Linked DNA regions of Homo sapiens: regions 1 and 3 are each linked to region 2. The links are chromatin contacts, found by Hi-C or POLR2A ChIA-PET in ENCODE. All regions are on one chromosome and are shown on one strand. The core of a region is the stretch at or near the end of the contact, and the rest is flanking DNA. Distances in the headings are between cores, read along the strand shown.

Region 1 (4,081 bases), core at 161-2,660, 1.2 Mb before region 2:
GGATCCAGCCTACAGATCAGCCTTGAGAACGTCTGCTTAAAGCAACTGACAATGTTATAAAAGTTCCTCCACAAAAGAGCTCTGCTGCCTGTGAATGCCTCCTTGAAGAGACAATGAAGGCAGAACACATATCCAAGCTGGGCAAAAGAAAACAGTGGGGGTCAAAAAGTATGTCTTTAAAGCTGCACTTCCAAAGAACTTCCTGAGAGATTTGTAATTTCTATTTCTGTATGATAAAACACTATTGGTGAGGCATGGTTGTTCATGCCTGTAATCCCAGCATTTTGAGAGGCCAAGGTGGGCGGATCACCTGAGGTCAGGAGTTCAAAACAAGTCTGGCCAACATGGTGAAACCCCGTCTCTACTAAAAATTAAAAAAAAAATTAAAAAAAAAATTAGCCAGGCATGGTGGTGCATGCCTGTATTCCTAGCTACATGGGAGGCTGAGGCAGGAGAATCGCTTGAACCCGGGACGGGGAGGTTGCAGTGAGCCGAGATCATGCCACTGCATTCCAGCCTGGGTTATGGAGCAAGACTCCCGTCTCATAGGAAAAAAAAACAAACAAAAAAACCCTACATTCTTAAGGCCTAAAATGTACTAAAAATAAAACAGGAAAACAAAAATGGGGGTAGGGTTCCTTCTGTGAATGCAAACATGCTTGACCAATGAGATGTAGTTGAAAACCTAGACCACTGGTACAGACTGAATTGTGTGGACTCTCCATACTCACATACAGCAGATGCAGAGAAGGGCACAGAGGGAGGGAGTGATAAATCTGAAGATAAATGGAGAATTCAGAATTCTCGCTTTGATGTACTCAGTGGCTTTTTGGCAAACCGTCTAATCCCAGTCTGCAGTTTGAAAGAACACGCTATAATTGTTAGCAGCACCCACTCAGATAATGCTGGAACTTGTTTGTAAATAAAGTTCCAGCTTTGACAAACCACATGCTCCTCACAGCCATTTATGCACTTTGCTTCATCTGTCTCTTATACTGTCTGAGAAAAAAATAGAGATGGGGGGTCTCACTATGTTGCTTAGGCTGGACCCGAACTCCTGGACTCCAGCCCATCCACCTGTCACAGGGTGAACCCCCACATTGGAGTTCAGCCCAGGAGGCGACGTGAGTTCTTGGCTTTGCACAGGAAGGAATTCAAGAGTTAACAGAGTAAAGTGAAAGCAAGTTTATTTTAAAAGTAAAGGAGTAAGAGTGGCTATGCCATCGGAAGAGCAGCCGTGAGAGTTGCAGGTTGCTATTTTTATGTTTGTTTCTTGCTCACATGCTAAACAAGGGTGGCTTATTCATGAATTTTCCAGGAAAAGGTCAGAGAATTCCCAGAAATGAGAGTTCCTCCCCTTTTTAGACCATATAGGGTAACTTCCGGATGTTGCCATGGCGTATGTAAGCTGTCGTGTTTCTGGTGGGAGTTTCCTTCACCATGGACAAATCATGGATTATGATTAGTGTATAATGAGCGGTGAGAGGACCAAGGGTCGCTTTCATCACCATCTTGGTTTTGGGGGGTTTTGGCTGGCTCCTTTACCACATCCTGTTTTATCAGGGGGGTCCTTGTGACCTATGTCTTGGGAAACAAGTCCTGCCAAACTCCTATCACACCCCCACCTCAGCATCCCAATAGCACAGAGTGCCCTTGTCTGCATTTGCCACATGTGAGTAGTCACCTGTATTAGTTCATTCCCACACTGCTATGAAGAAATACCTGAGACTGGGTAACTTATATAAAGGAAAGAGGTGTTTTGTTGTTGTTGTTGCTGGTGGTTTTTGTTTGTTTGTTTTTGAGATGGAGTCTCCCTCTCTTACCCAGGCTGGAGTGCAGTGGTACGATCTCGGCTCACTGCAACCTCTGCCTCCCAGGTTCAAGCAATTCTCCTGCCTCAGCCTCCCAGGTAGCCTGGATTACAGGCACCTGCCACCATGCCTGGCTAATTTTTTTGTATTTTTAGTAGAGACAGAGTTTCGCCATGTTGGCCAGGCTGGTTTTGAACTCCTGACCTCAAGTGATCCATCTGCCTCGGCCCCCATGCCTGGCCTAAAGGAAAGAGGTTTAATCGACTCACAGTTCCACAGGGCTGGGGAGGCCTCATGAAACTTATAGTCACGGCAGAAGGGGAAGCAAACACATCCTTCTTCACATGGCGGCAGGAAGGAGAAGAATGAGAGCGAGGGGGTGGGAGGGAAGCCCCTCATAAAACCATCAGAGCTCGTGAGAACTCACTATTGCGAGAACAGCATGAGGGTAACCACCACCAGGATTAAATTATCTCCCACCAGGTCCCTCCCATGACATGTGGGGATTGTGGAAACTACAATTCAAGATGAAATTTGGGTGGGGACACAGCCACATCATACCATCACTAGGAAGATCAAGACGTGATTAAAGGGTTAAAGCTTTCAGTTCCACCCCATGACTTTCAGGGGAGGGAGAGGGGCTGGAGATGTAGTGAATCACTCACGATCAGTGTTTTCCTTAATCATGCCTATGTAATGAAGCTGCCATAAAAACCCTAAATGATGGAGATGGGGTTCAAAGAGCTTCCAGGTTGGTGAATGCATCCACGAACCAGGAGGTTGACACACTCCAAACTCCACAGGGACAAACACTCCTGCATTTGGGACCCTTCCAGAGACCTCTGCCCTGTGTACCTCTTCATCTCACCGTTCATTTGTATCCTTTATAATAAACAGGTAAACATAAGTAAAGTGTTTCCCTGAGTTGTCTGAGCTGTTATAGCAAATTATTGAACATGAAGGGGGCTTAGGGGAACCCTTGATTTATAGCCATGTCAGACGGAACTGTGGGTCACCTGGGGACCCACTACTTGTGTCATCATCTGAAGGGGGAACAGTCTTGTGGGAAGTAAGCTCCTAACCTGTGGGGTCTCCCCTAACTCTGGGTAGTGTCAAATTGAATTAAATTGTGGGAGACCCAGTTGTTGTATGCAGAGTGTTAACAGAAAAACCAAACACTAAAATATTAAAAGAGGTTTATTCTGAGCCAATACGAGTGACCATGGCTTGGGGAACAGTCTCAAAAAGTCCTGAGAATGTGCCCAAGGTTGTTGGGTTATGGTTTGGTTTTATAAATTTTAGGGAGACAGGAATTTTAGGTAAAATCATAAATCAGTGTATACAGACTAAAGAGGTGGGATGTCTTGAAGTGGGGCCTCTATTATAGGTCATTGGTAGGTTCAAAGATTTTCTGATTGGCAATTGGTTGAAAGAGCTAAGCTTTGTCTCAGTAGAAAGAAATGCTTGCAATAAGATAAGGTGGGTTGTGGAGGCCAAGATTCTTGTTATGTAGATGAAGCCTCCTAGGTAGCAGCCCTCAGATAGAATAGATGGTGAATGTCTCTTTTCAGATCTTAAAGGTGTCAAGACCCTAATTTAGCCTTTCCTAGGTCCAGAAAAAGCCTAGAAAGGGAAGGCCTGGCTGCATTGATGAAAATTCTCTGCAGATGCAAATCCCACCCCCACCCCAAAAGACAGCTTTGTAGGGCCATTCCAAAATATTCAAAGACATCTATTTTGGACTAAAATATTTTTATTTCCTTCATGGTTTGCCATCTGTCATGTCATGCTATGCCAGTCAGCCTGGAATTTGGCATCTCACTGCCATAGTTTGTTTACTCAGTCTTATAATCTTTATTTTAATGTTCATGCTGGTCAACTGGGCCTAAACTCCAAAAGGGAGAAGGTGTCATGAAGTGTATCTGACCTCCCTTCCCGTCATGGCTGGGAATTCCATTTTTCAGGTTTCTCTGGGGTCCTCTTGGCCAAGAGGGGATCTATTCAGTTGGATAGGAGGCTTAGAATTTTATTTTTGGTTTACAAGAGAGTTGGAGAATGACTTGGTGTAGGAAACTCACATAGTTGATGTCAGAAGTGTTGTAAAAGTAGAAGGAATGTATTTTTCTTTATATGGATTTCCTACCAGAGTGATGTTTTCTAATTTATAATTATTCCAATTTGAAGAGATCCCACTAGTATTAAAAATGCTGGGCCAGGTGTGATGGCTCATGCCTGTAATCCCTGCACTTTGGGAGGCCAGGGCAGGCAGA
Region 2 (3,945 bases), core at 582-3,081:
AAAAAAATCAGCTCCTCAGTGATGCACTCTCTAAGTGCCCTGCCTCAAGTAGCCGTTCCTCCAATCCCCAGCACCTCTGTCTACCTTGCTCTGATTTGTTGTATTCATAGCACTTACTACTCTGGAATTTTCTTCTTAAGTGTTGATTGTCTCTGTGCTCCCACCACCCACAGTAGAGTGTAAGCTCCAAGACAGCAGAAACTGTGTCTTTCTTGTTGACCTTTTCTATCTCCAGTTTTTACAATAGGGCTTGGCACATAGGAAGCACCCAATCAATATTTGTTGGATGAATGAAATGCCTGGGGAATAACATGAATAGATATTTCGTTCAAAGTGGATCACTGTCTGCTCTGTGGAAAGTAGATTAGGAGGAGGAGGCCAGGCTGGAAGCAAGGAACAAGTGGGAAGTTACTTTGTTGGTGCAAGACAGAGATGAGATGCCCTTTTGCATATTAACTCTTCATAAGAGTTCAGTGAGTTAGTTCTACCCTTGTCATCACTCCCTCTGTTTTACAGATGAGGAAACTAAGGCATAGAGAAGTTCATACTGCCAATCACCTGAGTGGTGCTAGGATTTGAGCACACAGTCTGACTTCAGAGTCCATGCTCTTGGCCACTATGCCATATTGCCTTTTGTACCTGTAACTTTTATTTTTCTCTCCAAGCTTTTGCTTACGTTGTTTCTTCTTCCGGAATGCCTTTCGTTCTCCTTCTCCTCTGAATACTGCCCACCTGTCAAAGTCCCTCTCACTCACATCCTGTTCATCCTGCCCTTTTGTCTTGATACCTTACAGTCCACACCACGTCTTTTGCATGATTCCTGAGAGTATCTTATCTTACAGATATCCACAAAGAATCATACACTATCTGAGCTGGAAGAGAAATAGAAAATACAAAATCCAAAATACAAAATAAAGAAATTTATAGGAGGCCATTGGTTTGGACTGAGCTCTTCTGCTAGGCCTAACAGACCAAGCTAAAAAGAGTTAGTCCTGCTGAAGCTCCACGCCAATAAGCTGAAACGAAGATCTTTACGACCTTCTGAGTGTGTATGTGTGTGTGTGTGTGTGTGTGTGTGTGTGTGTGTGTAGGGGGGAGCTAAATTCCCAAACAGGCAAGTTTTAGGTGGCATGATAAGTCCCCTCCACTTTAACCTTTACAAGAAAAGTAATTTTGAAATTACCAAATGACCAATCCGCTTTTTGTTCTCTGTTCCTGTTTTCCTCAGTCCTTTTCTGTCTATAAAACCAAGTTCTCCTGTTCAGCTCATTGGAACAACCATTATATTTTATAGTATGAGGCACTGCCCAATTCTATAGAATCGCACCTTAAGTCCCAGCTACTCCGGAGGCTGAGGCAGAAGGATCACTTGAGGCCAGGAGTTCCAGGATGCACCTGTGATAGCCATGATTGCTATGACCGCACCTGTGAATAGCCACTGCCTTCCAGCCTGGGCAACATTGCCAGAGTCCGTCTCTTAAGAAAAAAAAAATCTTTGAACTAAGTTTGTTGTGATTTTGTCTTTTGACAAAGAAGAAAGGGCAATGTGAATTGCCCCAAATCACAGAGCGAAATGGTAGTAGTCAGGACCAAAACACTTTCTTAGCCGTTTTCTTAGTTCTTGTACCCATCTGTTTCTGTATTTTCTTCACCAGGCCATCCAGCAGTGTCTCTTAAAGGGTAGCCCGAGAAACAACTGACTTAGAAAAGCGTGGGGCACAGTCTGTCTACGCAGACCCGAGGAATCTGCATTTTAACAAACTCACTGGGAAATTCTCGCGCACGCCAAGGTTTCAAAGACCAGGGTCCCGTGGCACAGTGCCGCACAGTTGTCAAAACAAGTGCTGTCCAATTGTTTTGGTTTTAAATTCTCACTGCGTCATGGGAAATGTAGTTTCGAGCCTCCTCTCTCCCGACGCCCCAGCCAATCCTCCGGCGCTTTACGGAACGAGCCGAGTCAATCCGGAAATAACCGAGTGTTCGTGGCGGGCCCTTTCCTGCCCGGCTGCATTCTGGGAAAGGGCAATTTCCGTTAGGTGCTGAAGGCTGTGGCGCGCGGCTGTCCCCATTCCCACGTGAAGCGCTACGCTAGCATCGCTCGGCTGGCGGCTCCCAGCTCGCCGCGGAGCAGTCCCGGCAGCAGCGGGGGACCGGAAGTGGCTCGCGGAGGCTCAGAAGCTAGTCCCGGAGCCCGGCGTGTGGCGCCTCGGAGCACGGTGACGGCGCCATGTCCCTAATCTGCTCCAGTGAGTGTTGGCTGCGGCCAAGCGCGGGTCTCAGGAGGCCAGAGAGCGGCGCGGGAGCGTGTGCGGTCCGCTGCGGCGCCCGGGCCGGGGTGGAGGCGGGAATGGGGCGCTCCGGAGGCCGAGCGGCGGCCTGTCAGCACCGGAGCCCCCCCCGTCGGAGCGGGGTGCATTTGCGCAGTGCCCCGCAGTTTACATAGTGCCTGAGGTTTATTGTCGCAGACATTACTGAGGCCGGTCGCCTCATTCTACAGAGTGGAAACAGGTCTGGACAGAGAGAGCTGGTGCAAGGGAAGCAGCCTTAATGTAGGAGTCAGAAAACTCGAGGTCTTGTCCAGGGTCCGCCTCCCATTGGCTTTATGAATTGGCTCAAGGCTCTGGGCCTCGGTTTCCCCATCTGCAAAATCGAGAGCATTGCAGTGGATGTTTTGCGAGGCCTCGCTCGGATAGTCGGAGCTTTTGCAATTTGCAAAGGTCACATGATGAGTTAGAGGTAGAGGCAAGGCTGGCAGCCAGGTATCTGGCTCCCAGCCTTACACTGTATGACTAATAAAAACAGCGCACATTTATAAGCCCTTATTGGTTTACAACGCGCTTCCAAGTCTATGATCTCATTTTATCCTCACAAGAATTCCCTAAAGGAGAAATAAAGATCCTGGTTTTGCAGATGAGGATGCAAGGCGCAGGAAGAGCGGGGCTTATCTAAGGATGCGTAGCTAGTCAGTGGCAGAGCTGGGTGACGTAGTTAGGTGACACGGATCTTGGACCCTGAATCCATGCTTTTTTCATACCTTCCACTATCTTTCCCTTTGATATTTTATCATGACGTACAGACATTTTCCTTTCCCTTTTCGTTGTTTCATCAGATTACTCGTTTCCCCTCCCTTTTGCTATTCACTTCCTTCTCTTCTCAGAACCTGTACATTGATCCAAAGAGGGGGAAGAAGGAAGGGAAATGATGGAAAAGGAATCCCTCACTTTGAAGAAATTACAGCTCGCAAAGTACCTTCACATTTATTGTTTCCTTCCAATCTTCGGGAAGCTCTCTTTTACGTTCCCCAGCACCATCCTTCCTGGCATGGTTCACTCATTTGTTAGATGTTTACCGAGTGCCCTGGGGGCATCTGCATTGTACTGGAAGTGAGAGACCAGCTGTAATCCTTATCCTCAAGGGGTGCACAGTCTACGCAGGCAAGAGTGTAAATGATACCTCTATTGCGGGTTGTTGTGAAGATGAATTACTGTACTGTATGCCTAGAATTGTGCTTGGCACATAGAAATGTGCCATGCAAATGTGCCATGTAAATATTTTTAAATATTTTTATTGTAGCGATTGCCACTTTGCTCCTTGGAATCTTCCAGGTGATAAGTGTCTGTACGCTAATCAGTTGACTGGTAGCTGGTAGACTCAATAGCTTCAGGATGGGGACTGGTCACCTAGGAAGACTAAAGGGTATTAGAAGGTTGGGATTTTCAGTCCTACCCCCCATTTACCTGGGGAAATGAGAGGAACTGAAGTCGTCACTAGTGACCAGTGATTTATTGAATCATGCCTTTGTAATGAAGTTTTCATAAAAATACAAAAGGACAGGATTCAAAGAGCTTCTGTATAGCAGAACATGTGGGGGTTCCTGGAGGGTGGGGTGCCCAGGGAAGGCATGGGAAGCTCTGTACTTCTCCCATACCTCATCCTATGCTCCTC
Region 3 (3,763 bases), core at 792-3,291, 1.7 Mb after region 2:
TAGTTTGAAGAGAAGTATGTAGGTATTTCAACAGACTTATTGGAAGTACTCAAGGGCATTCAACTCTCATTTTTCTAATTCTGGGATCATGCTGCTGAGGTATAAATTTATGGCTAACTGATTTATAAATTAACTAGAACATCCTGTGCAAAGATTTGGTTCTTTAGCCAAATACAGACTAGGCACTGGTTCATAAATTAATCCCTCTTAGGTGGCTGGTGTCACTTCCCAGAAGCATGATAACTGTGGCACAAATAGAACCAGAATGGCCAGGTGTGGTGGTGCATGACTGCAGTCCCAGATTCCTGGGAAGCTGATGTGGGAGGATTGCTTGAATCCATGAGTTCTGGGCTGTAGTGTGCTATGCCAGTTGGGTGTCTGCACTAAGCTCAGCATCAATATGGTGGCCTCCTTGGAGCAAATCACCAGGTTGCCTAAGGAGGGCTAAACGGGTCCAGGTTGGAAATGGAGCAGGTCAAAACTCCTATGCTGATTAGTAGTGGGACCATGCCTGTGAATAGCTACTGCACTCAAGCCTGGGCAATAAGCAAGACCCTGTCTTGGAAAAAAAAATATACCCGGAATGCAGTATTTCTAGATTTATAGAACACCATCATGGTTTTGATAATAACTGGTGAAGCCCAGCCTGGGAAGCAAGATAACTAGCCTCATTCTTTCTAAAAACACTTCTTTGCTGCATTAATAACCAACAGAGGAATTCAACTCCTTGGAACCTTCCTTCCAGGATGCATACAGGTGATGGTGTAGTGATACCTGTGAATTGCAACATGACTTTTTCAGTCTCAGTACTGTATCTAGTTCATGGTATAATCTTGGGAATGTTAAGGATGCAACTGGGAGCTTCACTAAGTCCTCTGGATTCCCTGGCTACCACTAAGCATACTAAGACATAGCCTAATTGTCCCAAAGAATTAACAGAGTTGGGTTTCAATCAAACCTGTCACCATTGTTTTAAATTATGGGCTCTAATAGAGCTGGCATTGGAACTTGAAAAGAAACTCATGTAATTATATTCTTCTAATGATATAGCAAATGAATTTTTGCTTTTAGAAAAAATATTGGGTAGTGAAGAGCCACATTCTTTTTTATCCACCTAAACTGATTACACACACTTAGCAATGGAACAAAAAATTAAAGGTATAACAGGTACCAACTTCATACAAAATGCACACACACAGAGGATATATAAATGTGTGTACACATACACATATGTTCCTTGGCCCCTGTCTGCTGTTGATAAATCAAAATCTAGATAATAGTGTGGTTTTGTCTTGAACATTTCTATCTGAATGAAAACAACACAGTGTAGGAGTTCCTTGCCCTCGCTTTGAATGCTTAGGACAATGCAAATTGGGGTTTCCCAGCATATTGCAACCGAATCCTCTTCAGGCCCTGTCAGCTGTGCTCCAGACAATGCCATCCCCAAAGACAGAATTGCTATGGTTCATAACAGTGAAACCCACAGGACAAGTGTCCAAGAGTTTCACTCCTTTCTTTTGTGGAAACAGCCTCCACCCTCAGGCAAAGAGGAAACCCAGGGTTGGCCTTGACTAACAGCTTGCATAGGTATGGTGGAGCCAGGGTGTTTCAGTAAGGGTGGTGTGGTCATTTGCCTCTGCATTTATAGTAAAAGAAAACTGATAATGGAGTCCCAAGAGACAGCAGTCAGGGAAAATATGAAACATCAAGTCCAAGAGAATGAGCAAAAAGCAAAGCCAAACTTTCTGGTGGAGGAAGCAGTAGGGTGTGGGGTCGGGATTTTTTTCTAAGTGCACACCCCTGCAGCAGAGTAACCAGCCAGAGCTGGGGGAAAAATTAGGATAGCTACCTGTTAGGCATGTAGGGGTGTGTTTGCATGTTTAGTACGGCATAAATTCTTCAAAGACCTGATGGTCTTTAATATTCCAACCAACTCTCGTTTCCCCATTTTGTCATTAAATTAGCTTAAAGAGGAACTTGTAGCTTTTAGAGAACTCATGAGTTTTCCGCTTCATCATCTGCTTCTGTTTTCTCCATCTTAGTTTGCCCAAAGCTTGCTGGCCGCTGTGTAGGGCTGGTGAGTGGCTGGGGCTGTCTGAGCCATGAACAACTTCAGGGCCACCATCCTCTTCTGGGCAGCGGCAGCATGGGCTAAATCAGGCAAGCCTTCGGGAGAGATGGACGAAGTTGGAGTTCAAAAATGCAAGAATGCCTTGAAACTACCTGTCCTGGAAGTCCTACCTGGAGGGGGCTGGGACAATCTGCGGAATGTGGACATGGGACGAGTTATGGAATTGACTTACTCCAACTGCAGGACAACAGAGGATGGACAGTATATCATCCCTGATGAAATCTTCACCATTCCCCAGAAACAGAGCAACCTGGAGATGAACTCAGAAATCCTGGAATCCTGGGCAAATTACCAGAGTAGCACCTCCTACTCCATCAACACAGAACTCTCTCTTTTTTCCAAAGTCAATGGCAAGTTTTCCACTGAGTTCCAGAGGATGAAGACCCTCCAAGTGAAGGACCAAGCTATAACTACCCGAGTTCAGGTAAGAAACCTCGTCTACACAGTCAAAATCAACCCAACTTTAGAGCTAAGCTCAGGTTTTAGGAAGGAACTCCTTGACATCTCTGACCGTCTAGAGAACAACCAGACGAGGATGGCCACCTACCTGGCAGAACTCCTGGTGCTCAACTATGGCACCCACGTCACCACCAGTGTCGACGCTGGGGCTGCTCTTATTCAGGAGGACCACCTCAGGGCCTCCTTCCTCCAAGACAGCCAGAGCAGTCGTAGTGCCGTGACCGCCTCTGCTGGACTTGCCTTTCAAAACACCGTGAACTTCAAATTTGAGGAAAACTATACCTCGCAGAATGTCCTCACCAAGAGCTACCTCTCAAACCGAACCAACTCCAGGGTGCAGAGCATTGGAGGGGTTCCTTTTTACCCAGGCATCACCCTCCAGGCCTGGCAGCAGGGTATCACCAACCACCTGGTGGCCATCGACCGCTCTGGCCTGCCGCTGCATTTCTTCATCAACCCCAACATGCTACCTGACTTGCCAGGCCCCCTGGTGAAGAAGGTGTCAAAGACAGTGGAAACTGCTGTGAAGCGCTATTATACATTCAACACCTACCCTGGCTGCACAGATCTCAATTCTCCCAACTTCAATTTTCAGGCCAACACGGATGATGGCTCCTGCGAGGGGAAAATGACCAACTTCTCTTTCGGTGGGGTTTATCAGGAATGCACTCAGCTCTCAGGGAATAGGGATGTCCTCCTCTGCCAAAAGTTGGAGCAGAAGAATCCACTCACTGGTGATTTCTCCTGCCCCTCTGGCTACTCCCCGGTGCACCTGTTATCCCAGATCCACGAGGAGGGTTACAACCACCTGGAGTGTCATCGAAAGTGCACTCTCCTCGTCTTCTGCAAGACCGTGTGTGAAGATGTGTTCCAGGTGGCAAAAGCTGAATTTAGGGCTTTTTGGTGTGTGGCCAGCAGCCAAGTACCTGAAAACTCAGGACTGCTTTTTGGGGGCCTCTTCAGCAGCAAGAGCATAAACCCCATGACAAATGCACAGTCATGCCCAGCCGGCTACTTTCCACTGAGACTCTTTGAAAACCTCAAGGTATGTGTTTCTCAGGACTATGAGTTGGGAAGCAGGTTTGCGGTCCCCTTTGGCGGGTTCTTTAGCTGCACAGTTGGGAACCCCCTGGTAGATCCTGCTATATCCAGAGATTTAGGGGCACCGTCTCT

What was found. A loop is a pair of places that touch in the nucleus more often than their neighbours do. ChIA-PET counts read pairs that join two places held with the same protein, here RNA polymerase II (POLR2A). Pooled maps may share reads with other maps.
Region 1: POLR2A ChIA-PET joins it to region 2 with 10 read pairs in naive thymus-derived CD4-positive, alpha-beta T cell. The contact joins the enhancer-like site here to the promoter of PRPF19-DT in region 2. A Hi-C loop is called at or near these places in 1 of 168 maps with a recorded cell type or tissue (CD4-positive, alpha-beta T cell). POLR2A ChIA-PET finds 5 or more read pairs at or near these places in 1 of 52 experiments (naive thymus-derived CD4-positive, alpha-beta T cell).
Region 3: a loop to region 2 is called in a pooled map, with 10 times the contacts of the local background. The contact joins the promoter of MPEG1 here to the promoter of PRPF19-DT in region 2. A Hi-C loop is called at or near these places in 4 of 37 single-sample maps with no recorded cell type and 4 of 50 pooled maps.

The regions. Positions count from the first base shown.
Region 1 is chr11:62,102,585-62,106,665 of GRCh38, reverse strand. No RefSeq gene overlaps it. Among named protein-coding and RNA genes, the nearest start is that of INCENP, 19 kb to the left of the region's middle. RefSeq lists an enhancer at 3,090-3,591. Within about 2 kb of position 1,410, at least 11 of the 41 ENCODE cell types and tissues checked have a DNase peak (open chromatin) inside an H3K27ac peak, as active enhancers do; they include CD4-positive, alpha-beta T cell, where a contact is called at or near this core.
Region 2 is chr11:60,904,665-60,908,609 of GRCh38, reverse strand. It overlaps PRPF19-DT (PRPF19 divergent transcript), which reads right to left and starts at 1,831. Exons shown (of 2, transcript NR_186697.1): 1 at 1,767-1,831. PRPF19 (pre-mRNA processing factor 19) reads left to right here and starts at 2,025. Exons shown (of 16, transcript NM_014502.5): 1 at 2,025-2,246. The coding sequence starts at 2,228. RefSeq lists enhancers at 1,573-1,692, 1,806-2,393 and a silencer at 2,333-2,432.
Region 3 is chr11:59,211,205-59,214,967 of GRCh38, reverse strand. MPEG1 (macrophage expressed 1) reads left to right here and starts at 2,041. Exons shown (of 1, transcript NM_001039396.2): 1 at 2,041-3,763. The coding sequence starts at 2,103. It also overlaps the pseudogene RN7SL42P. RefSeq lists an enhancer at 1,865-2,064.